Regions from separate parts of the Mus musculus genome. Here region 2 is linked to region 1. A link is a contact called in ENCODE Hi-C or POLR2A ChIA-PET data. All regions are on one chromosome and are shown on one strand. The core of a region is the stretch at or near the end of the contact, and the rest is flanking DNA. Distances in the headings are between cores, read along the strand shown.

The links. A loop is a pair of places that touch in the nucleus more often than their neighbours do. ChIA-PET counts read pairs that join two places held with the same protein, here RNA polymerase II (POLR2A).
Region 2: a loop to region 1 is called in a map of heart, with 2.1 times the contacts of the local background. The contact joins the promoter of Egln3 here to the enhancer-like site in region 1. A Hi-C loop is called at or near these places in 2 of 37 maps with a recorded cell type or tissue (heart and regulatory T cell). POLR2A ChIA-PET finds 5 or more read pairs at or near these places in 3 of 5 experiments (all embryonic stem cell).

Annotation. Positions count from the first base shown.
Region 1 is chr12:54,158,997-54,164,380 of GRCm38, forward strand. No RefSeq gene overlaps it. Among named protein-coding and RNA genes, the nearest start is that of Gm40424, 15 kb to the right of the region's middle. Within about 2 kb of position 3,740, at least 2 of the 3 ENCODE cell types and tissues checked have a DNase peak (open chromatin) inside an H3K27ac peak, as active enhancers do; they include heart, where a contact is called at or near this core.
Region 2 is chr12:54,202,206-54,207,509 of GRCm38, forward strand. Egln3 (egl-9 family hypoxia-inducible factor 3) reads right to left here and starts at 1,669. Exons shown (of 5, transcript NM_028133.2): 1 at 1,000-1,669. The coding sequence starts at 1,356.

The sequences.
Region 1 (5,384 bases), core at 2,490-4,989:
TTTAAAAAAAAAAAAAAAGAAAGAAAGTAAATACTTATCTGGAGAATAGTTTCAAGAAGAATGATGATAATAGTGAGTATAGTGATATAATTAGTTGATTGAACTCTATGCTGTCTGATGTCACTAAAAAAGCAAAGGGGATAGCTTTAACTGCAACCCACAGAACTGTAAGAGTCACAAAGACTTGGACATTAGCTTCAAAGGTCATCAAACAATAGGCCTAAGAAACATATAGGCAGAAAAGTTGGAACTACAATGGGCCTGATAGGCTTGGGCACCTCAGCCATGCATCTTCTCCAGGCCAGTCGTGGCACATGAGCAGTGTCTCTAAGTTCACCTAGTGTCCATCTAAGGCACGCCTTCTCAGGTCAGAGGTGATGAGCACCCCTGGAGTGTAATGAGGACAGATGCAGTTTGGAGGGAGATGGCGGTGAGGGACAGCTGTGGACAAGCCTCGGGGAGGACAAGACCTTCCTTCTGTGGCACAGGACTTTCACACAAAGGGAAATTAGCCTCTTCAGACATAAAAGTCAAGAGATGCCCCTGGGGGAACGTTTGTAGAAACTTAGGGTTTCAAGATGGCCAGTTCGGGAGCTGGTGAGATGTCTTATCAGGCAAGGACACTGCCACTCAGCTTGATCACCTAAGCTCATCTCCAGGACCCACATGGTGGAAGGAGAGATCCTGAGCTCCATGCACACGCCCTTATACTTGTGCATACATACAAAATCAATGTAAAAAAATTTTAGTGATTGTCAGTTTTATCAGAATCTAACTTGATATTCTCCCATGTTTCAGAATTCTACTTATTCCCATTTAATACCCTGCATTTTAGTTTAAAAAATTCGGAATGCTGTGAGTGTGTTATAATTCAAGAGCTCATACAATTACACTCTGGAGCTTATACCCAGCAATATCACTCTGTGGTCAGAAGAAATAACTCTTTTAGAGCTGAAATCGGAGCTCGGGGTTTCAGACATGACCGAAACAGAGGGCAAAGGACCTGGCCTTGTCAGTTCCACTCAGTAAATACTCTGGTAAATGGCCAGAAAGTTCACACAGTGTCACGGTCCGCAAGGTCATCATGGAGTCAAGCACCTGCCCAGGGGACTGGAGATTTGCAGCCACTGACGTTTCATCACAATTGCCCACAGGTGATAGCATGGTCCACTGAGCTGTGCTACCTGCCACGGTGAGAAGTGTATCCCATAACCCCACATGCCCCGAGAGCATTTGTATAGGTGTATGTGCACCTGGGAGGAGGGACCTGCCTCCTGGAACTCTTCCCGAGGATGACTCTCTGTCAGGCAAGACTAGTGATTTGAACAGAGAGGTTTTACATGCAAAACTGTGACTGAGTATATGCTAATAAATGAGAACACCCTGGAGCCAAGAACAAAGCTGGCTGGGCTGTCCTGCATGGAGCCAGCAGCTTCCAGACTCCTCAGAGAAGATCAGGCTGCAGCCTGTTCCACACCGGATGTGGCCAGCACAGCACACAGGATGGATCAGTGCTTAGGAAGCTTCTAGAGGGTTAGTAACACCTGGATGTGGTGGCTGTGAACATATACATCACAAATGACCACCTGTGGTGCTTTGTATATGCTTGGCCCAGTGAGTGGCACTATTAGGAGGTGTGGCCTTGTTGGAGTAGGTGTGTCACTGTGGCCATGGGCTTTAAGACTGAAGGAAAGACCATCCAGAGACTGCCCCACCAGAGATCCATCCCATATACAGTCACCAAACCCAGACACTATTGTGAATGTCAACAAGTGCTTGATGACAGGAGCCTGATATAACTGTCTCTTGAGAGGCTCTGCCAGTGCCTGACAAATACAGAGGTGGATGCTCTCAGCCAACCATTGGACTGAGCACAGGGCCCCCAATGGAGGAGCTAGAGAAAGGACCAAAGGAGCTGAAGGGGTTTGCAGCCCCATAGGAGGAACAACAATATGAACCAATCAGTACCCCCAGAGCTCCCAGGGACTAAACCACCAACCAAAGAGCACACATGGTGGGACTCATGGCTCCAGCTGCATATGTAGCAGAGGATGGCCTTGTTGGACATCAATGGGAGGAAAAGCCCTTGGTCCTGAGAAGGCTCGATGTCCCATTGAAGGGGAATGCCAGGACAGGGAAGTGGGAATGGGTGGGTTGGTGAGCAGGGGAAGCAGGGGTGGGGGAGGTGGGAGGGGGATAGGATAGGGTTTTTTTTTTTTTTTTTTTTGAGGGGAAACCAGGAAAGGGGATAACATTTGAAATGTAAATAAAGAAAATATCTAATAGAAAGAAAGAAAGAAAGAAAGAAAGAGAAAAGAAAGAAAGAAAGAAAGAAAGAAAGAAAGAAAGAAAGAAAGAAAGAGAGAGAGAGAAATCTTGTATTAGCAGCCTTTAGATGAAGATGTAGAACTCTCAGCTCCTCCTGCATCATGCCTGCCTGGATGCTACCATGTTCCCACCTTGATGATAATGAACTGAACCTCTGAACCTGTAAGCCACCACACCATAAGCTATACAAATTTTACTGGTAGTAAGTCATTTGATAAGTGTGTTCCACCCTATAAAGCTAACCCATTTACCAATGCCACTTGCAGTATTATAGTGGTCCTAGGTGTCCGCAATTCCTCTAGGCTCTGCCCAACAGTTACCTAGCAACAATCTACATCTCCACCCTGGGTTCAGCCAGGAGCCAGCAGTATAAGGACTACTTGGCTTCTCTCTCTCTCTCTCTCTCTCTCTCCTCCATCCCTCTATCTTACCTCTCTGTGTCTCCACCCCCCTCCCCTACATGTTCCAGGCTGGCCTCTCCTTCTCTTCCCCTCTCCTTTCCCTTTCTGTCCCACCTGCCTTCCTCTGCCTCTAACCCCATCCCAGGCACCCTGCTGCTCCGTTCCCTGGCTCCCTTCCCCCAATAAACTTCTTTTGTTCTAGGCCTGTCATGTGACTTGATCCCAAGACTCCTTGGCAGGGACCACTGAGGTGCTCCCTCCAGCCGCACTATACTACATCATCTTATAAAACACAACAATAGTCATGATGGTGACAGAGCTAAGTGAGCCTCGAGAGACAACTGGTCCACTGAGAGTAAATGAAGTCGAGGTCCTGAAGTTTAAATTGCCTGGCAGCAATGTTCCCAGGAGCACTCCTGGGGCAGGGGGATACCCCATTCTCCTTTTCAAGCTCTGTAGTCTTGTCAGAAGAGTTTCTGTTTTATATATATATTTGAGGGGGGGCCATTCTGGGCCAAAGGATTAAAAGGAGAAAAAGAACACATTTATATAAAGTACTGAGGTAAGTTTATTCCCATATCCTTATCTGGGAAAGCAACAGGCAGAGATCATGTGACAGCAAACCCAAAACTTCTCCCCTCATATGGGGGGGGGGGGACGGGGACATGGGGAACGGGGGGGGGGGGGGCGGGGGAGGGACGGACACTGGCTGCTTTGATTAAATCTTAATGCAAAGGCTGCAGATTAAGTTGTCATTCTGTAGAAGTCTTAGTAGCTACAGGCAGGCATCTTAGCTGCCAGACCCTTGTGCTAATCATCGAAAGTCACAGCTGTCTTGTTTTTTTTTAATGGGTGTCCTTTATCAAGATAACATAAATTTACTGACAAAAGGAAATTCGTGGACAGCCTGGAGGGGAAGCAGGAGGTAGGTAAGAGTGAATGGCCCTGCTAAAAACAGCGCCCCACACCCAGGAGAAAGTGTCCCTGCCCTGGAAGTCAATTCACCTTCCCCGCTCCCCACTCAACTACAGTCTGTTAGGAAACCCCAGGCACAAGAGTACGCAAGACGGCAAGAACGAACGCCAAAGGAGGCTCGGAAGTGTGTGAGCCTCTGAAAGTTAGAAGCCAGGAGGAAAGGCTTGGCTAAAAATAGAACTTATCAGATGGATTAAAGTCCCTCCCGAGAATGTTATCTCTCCCCACAGGAGGGTGGGGGGAAAGTCTGTCAAGGGGAACACAGGCCACAGGATGAATAAGCAGAAAAATAGGAGGAAATGACCAAGCCAATGCACGGGGCGTGCGTGCTGTACGAGAGCTGGCAGAGACAGCGCAGCTCCGCAGCTCCGGAGCCCAGAATCGGAGAATTTGCTGAGGCAGGGCACTCCCCAAAGCAAGACACTGCCAAGTACGGGGCGGGGGAGCAGTTTGTCCTTCCTCCCCACCTTTTCAGAATTGAGGCATTCCCGTTTGATTGGATATTACCTTTTCAAGCCATTTATTTAAAAAAAAAAAAAAAAGTCTACAGAAAAGGTTTCTTGGGAAAGTCCGCCTTCCAGCATTTTATGGCACACACCCAATGAAATTTCCCAAATCGATAGTTGGTGAATCCTTAGATCCTTTCCCAAGTTCCCACTGCTTTCTGGGCCACCCCCAGCTTGGGTCAGGTCAAGAGGAACAAGAGAAGCTTCCTAGAGCTGCCGGCAGCTACTCCAGACCAGTGAGAGACCAACACAGTATGTCCAGTCCCCTCCTCTCTTCAGTCCTCTTCCTCAGAAGTCCTCAATAGACAAAAGGCTCTTCTACACCTTAATCCCAAGTTACCTTTTGACATCTACACACACACATACACACACATCACTCACATACACACATACACACACATACACACATACACACACACACACACATATACACACACACACATATACACACATACACACACATCACTCACACACACACACACACACATGTACACACATACACACACACACACACACACACACACATCACTCACAAACATGAGACATCCCGAATTGTGTAGTGTTTTAATCAGCTGAGTATTTATCCACTCCTAGAGCAATCTTTCTCAAGTTGGTAAAACATTATCAATAAGCTACAACAGTATTCCCTAAAACCAGAGATGTCTTTTTAAAAAGAATCACAAAATGACCTCTATAAATGTTCCCAAGAGTCAATTGGAGTGGCATACACCTTTAATTCCAGCACTCGGAAGAATCGAGTGGATCTTTGTGAGGCCAGCCTGGTCTACAGAGTGAGCTCCAGGACAGCCAAGGCTATACAGAGAAACCCTGACTTGGAAAAGCATACCCTGTCCCCCAAAATAATAAGAAAGGGAAAATAAAGGCACTCAGAAATGTAAGAGTTAACTCCCAGGAGTTAGGAGAAAGGCTTCCAGGAGAAAGGTTACTTGTCTTAAGTGGGGAAATCACCAAAGATCAAAGTTTTTTTTTAGTCTTATTTCAACACAGTTGTTCACACTGTTAAGTAGGCTGAAGGCTGTGTGTCACGGGGTAGGAATCTAAGTGTGTCAAGAAGAAAAGGCAGTGAGTGTTCCCTTTCATCCCTAGAAAGTGTATGTGACCCAGGAACACAGGGAGGTATCAGGCACACTGGCTAAAGGCTCCAAACTGCATT
Region 2 (5,304 bases), core at 419-2,918, 41 kb after region 1:
GTATTACTAAAGAGCGGCACATGGTTCAGTGCCCACAATTCCTCTGCTGCTAGCATGCTCTACCTTGCTGGACTTCAAATGAAGTTTTCATGACTCTAAGAGTCCCTTGTCCCGCAGCTACACGGGGGCAATTCTCTCTGAATTGCTCCTGGAGAGAGAGTTTGACTATCCTTATAGGAAGAAATGGCCAGGAGCAAGACTAACCCAAAGTGATGTTACAGGCACCAGCTCCTCCACCTCCCATTGGTCTACCGGCCTGCCAATCTACCTGTAAACATTTTCAAGATAAATCATCACCACCCACTGCCCCCATTACGGGCTATGAGAACAACAAAAACAAGGTTTCTACCCAGAGGTACCTCACCACTCTCTTCATGGACCTTATCAGGTTGTTTGAGTGGATTTTGCCATGAGTTTATAGGAAAAGAAAGGCGATGGCGTGGGGCTCAGCACTTGGGCTGAGGGGTCTATGAGAATTCTGAGCCCCAGGGCTCAAAGGCTGCAGCAGAAGTGGAGGACTTAACCTTGTCATACCGAACTCTTCCCTCCCACCCTACCTAACTCTACAAGCCAACTAACACAAGGCAAAAATTAGACTTGCCTCTAGTAGAGTTAAGAGTGCCTCTGGCTACTGTGAAGGGCAGTACCGGGTGGCTTTAAAGGAGGCACTTCGGATCATGGACATGCGTGTCGCAGTGTTTCCAATATCTTTTCCCTCCACCAGCCAGTTGTCCTTGCGGTCATCACCAAAACCAGGGCAATTCTTTCAGAGTCAGCAGAAGCTCATCATCACGAGACACCTGAGCCCCTTAACGTGGACTTTTGCTTAAGGGGTTAGGCCAGGAGGTGGAGGGGACGCAAGTAGGGCAGATAGGCAAGCTGACTTCTTGGTTAAAAACCAAAGTTCGCTGCACCCCAGCGAAGGCGACACAACACTCCGAATGAAGGCTTCCCGTCCCCTGCAGCGCAGCTGCGGCTGGGCACCCGCACGCATCCTACCTTGGACCGCTCCTTGACATAGTATTTGCCCAGCCGGCTCCCGCAGTACAGGACCAGCCGGTCGATGAGGGACAGGAGGAAGTTGATGGCCTCGCAGCCCTCCTCGTTGCCCCCGATCCACGTGATCTGGTCGCCTCGCAGGTGCCGCTTGGAGACGCCGGCGCACGGCCCGGCCAGCTGGCCGTCACGCAGGGCCCCGTTGTAGTGCAGCTGCTTGACTCGCTCCAGCACGCAGTCGCCCACCACCTCGCCTAGGAAGTTGTCCAGGTAGCAGAAGCCGACCTCGTGCAGACAGGGCACGATGTACTCCAGGGCGATCTTCTCCAGATCCAGCCTCATGATGTGTCCCAGAGGCATCTCGCCCACAGAGCCGAGGCCGGGGACCCCCAGGGTGCACGCACCCAGGGCTTTCCCAGCGCGAGCGCACAGCGAAGATGCGGAGAGCCGGGCCGGGGACTCTCCCACCTGCGGTGGTCACAGTCCCCGAGCCACTTTAGCTCCAGAGGCGGGGAAAGTTGCTCGAAACTCTGAAGAGAAGGGATCCCGGCTCTGGGACCGGCGGGAGCAGTGTAGGGCTCCGCCACCCAGCGCCGGACTGGCCCAGTGAGAAGTCGGAGGGCCCTTTTTGGAGATGCAGAGCCACCGCCGCGGCGGCCGTGGCCGGGGGAGGAACGAGAGAAAGCACCGCCTTGACCCCAACGTCATGGTCCCGCCCCCGGGACTGCCCTCCTCCGGGCTCTTCCTCTTGGACTGGTGCTGCGGAGCATCTGGGTGAGCTCCACTCTAGCTAACCTGTGTGTGACCCAAGAAAGGGCTGGATTTTTTTTTTTTAATGCTCTCGATTTGCATATTGATTTGCGTTAAATCCCCTAACAAACTTGAAAACCTGGATCTCACGTCTGAGATGCACATGAACAGTTTATTGCCACTTTCTGGGCTAGTCACCTCTCTGGTGACTATATTTCTTAAACATTAAGGTTTAAGCTCTACCTAGTGTCTTTCCTTCTTTCCTCTTCTGTTTGATTCGGGTCTGGCTGTTCCAACCCCTGTGAGAGAGAGAGGTGAATTTAATTTTAACCAAAACTGACTGATTCATTAACAAACATTCCCCTTGACCTCCCCCCACCCTGTGTGCCAGGCTGGTGTGTATCCCCTGAGAAGGGAGTGGAGGACAGAGAGATAGGGAGGCGCCCCGGGAAGGGAGAGCACTGCCAAATCCTGCAAATTTTTGTATTTTGTCCTGCGGGAGATGTTCATGCACCATTTATACTCAAGCTTTTTACTAAAAGGTTCTGAAATTCTCTCTCAAAATCACTCGCACTCTCCCCAAAAGATACACTGTGTTCCAGGTCTCTCTGGCTTCTACTACATGCAACTTGCACTAGAGCCCTAGGCCCTACCCAAAAGGCTTAATTATCTACTGTAAGGTGGTCTCTATACAGATTTCTGATGCCCTTTCCTTCCAAATGAGAGAGAGAGAAACAGAGACATCTAAGACAGAGGGAAAGAGAGACAAACACAGAGAGACAGAGAGACAGAGAGTCAGTTCACATCTTTGCACATTTAGATTTTCAGTTAAGTCAAATGAAAAACTGCACCGATTTTTCAAGCATCACTAATTTTGGACATAAAGTCCTTTTTGCTTTTATTCTCTTCCCAATAGCCCCTCTGCTCACCTTCTCTGAGGGGAGAAGTGGGGGTGCAGTTCATGTGAAGGAGAGGCAGAGGAGGAGAGAGTGCTGACAGACTGGGAAGAAGGCTGTATTGTAGTCAGTGAGGGCAAACAGGGCCTTGGGGAGTGGCAGTCAACCAGAGAGGGTGTAAGCAGCTTTGAAGAAACCTAACTAGCTCCATGGAGAACAGGGACCCTGTTAATGGCCTTGCTCAGTTGGCCTCTTCCATATGTCTGTCCAGGAGAAGGTGTATTTCCTTAGGGTAAAGGCTCAACTTCAAGAAGCTGTTGTCCAAAAGCCCATAGCAGCACTGGGGTGACAGGAGCCCATGTCCTTGAAACACTGATGCCAGCACATGATAGATGGTTGGAAAACAGTCTCCTGAGACACTGACATCTGAACCTGGGCCCTGCAATCACCAGCTGGGGTTTTAGACAGGAAGCCAGCAGGACAGGACCTTTTGCAAGCAGTACTGAGGAGCCTCCCAGGGTATCTAGAGCAAGACCTCAGCGGCCACTGGAGGGGGACAGTGAGAACTTCTGCAGAACAGCTGTCCTGTCCCATCCCAGTAAAGGCAAACAAAGCAAAGGCTGGAGAGTAATTTATCTTCATTGGGGATAGAATGGAAATGAGTTCCAAACAGGAGGAAAGGCCATCTTCCCACTGTTATCTGAGCCCCTCTCTAGGAGCCACTCTGACCCCTCTTATGATCTGCAGGGACACCTTGGAGTAGGAAGCTGTGGAAGGTAGTACCTTGGGGCTTTTGCAGCTTTGGAGATTGTAGTAGACTTCAGAAATATCCCAATAAAGTTATTAACTTAATATTTAAATGGATTTCCATAATTTCAGAGCACAGTGGCTGCTAGTGTAGTCACAACTAGAACAACAGTTCAAGCAAGTTCAGGCCTGATGCGGTTCTAGATGACTTCAGTTCCAAAACGCGTGCTGGTCAGGAAGGGAGTCAATCCTGTAGCCCCATCCCTGCTTGGCTTACTAATCAATCACAGGGAACTTACTAATCAATCACAGACCTGCCAATCAACTCAGAGCTGCCAGCACTGAGAGCAGTAGGGAAGTCAGACATACTGTGACTGGGAGAAATCAAAGTTCATGATTCTACAGAGGGCACAGACAGGCAGGAGCCAAACGGGCTCTGAGGCTGAGCACCAGATGGGCAAAATCCAAGTTACCTGTAAATACATTTATTTCAGATATTTGTCCATTAACCTAAGTCATTTTAAAGGTGACTATTATATTCATCAACTTTTCATTGCTTTGGCAATGTACCTGAAACAGTCATTGTGGTGGTTTGACTAGGAGTGACCCCCTCCCGTGAACTCTCGGGTTTGAATGTGTAGCCCAGAAGGAGTGGTACTATCAGGAGGTGTGGCCTTGTTGAGGTTGGTGTGGCCACGTGGAGTGTGTTGTGGAGGAACAAGCTTGAAGTCTCAGAAACTCAAGCCCAGGCTCAGGGGTGCACAGCCACTACCTGCTGCCTTTGGATCAAGATTTAAGACTCTGAGCTCCTGCAGGACCATATCTACCCGCATGCTGCCATGCTCCTGGTCATGACAATAATGGACTAGAACCCTAAAACTGTAAGCCAGCCTCAATTAAATGTTTTCCTTTATAAGAGTTGCCACGGTTATGGTGTCTCTTCACAGCAATAGAAACCCTAACTAAGACAATCATTTAAAAGAAACAACGGTTTATTTATTTTGGCTCATGGTTTTTAAGGTGTTGTCATAGTCTTTGGGGACTGTGGCAAGGCCCATCATGTCAGGGAGAGGCAAGAAGAGTGATAAAGAATCCAGGGATCCAGAATCAGATACAAGGGTCACCCCCAGTAACCTAACGTCTTTCTACTAGACCACCCTTCTAGAGGTTCTACCATTCCCCAGCAATGCCACTGGCTGCCAATCAAATCTAAACATACGTGCCTTCAGGAGACACAAGCCAGACCATAGCAAGTATTAAAATAACTTCAAAAACATACAACCAACTTTGTTTTCTTTTTTTTTTTCCTTTTAAGATTTATTTATTTATTATATATAAGTACACTGTAGCTGTCTTCAGACACACCAGAAGAGGGCATCAGATCCCATTACAGATGGTTGTGAGCCACCATGTGGTTGCTGGGACTTGAACTCAGGACCTCTGGAAGAGCAGTTGGTGCTCTTAACAGCTGAGCCATCTCTCCAGCCCCAACGTTCTTGTTTTTAATTCTGTTATGATAAAATACCCTAATAGAAGCAACACAGAGGAGAAAGGCTTATTTTAGCTCAGAAGTCACAGTTCATCATTGCAGGGAAGTCAAGATACCAGGAGGTAACGTAGCTAGTCACATCACATGCACAATCAACAGTAGAAAGCAGTGAGTGAATACATGCATGCTTCCCCATCTCCACTCTTACACATTTAGGATTCCCTGCCTAGGGAATGGTGCCACCCAGAGTGGGCAGGTCTTTCCCACTCAGTTAAGTAATCAGTTAATACTTCTACAGTCTTCTTACAGGCAAGCCTGTCTATATAATTCCTCTCTGAGGGGTTGGAGAGATGGCTCAGGAGTTAAGAGCTCTTGGTGCTCTTCCAGAAAACCAGATTCCCTTGTGGTAGCTCACGGCCATCTATA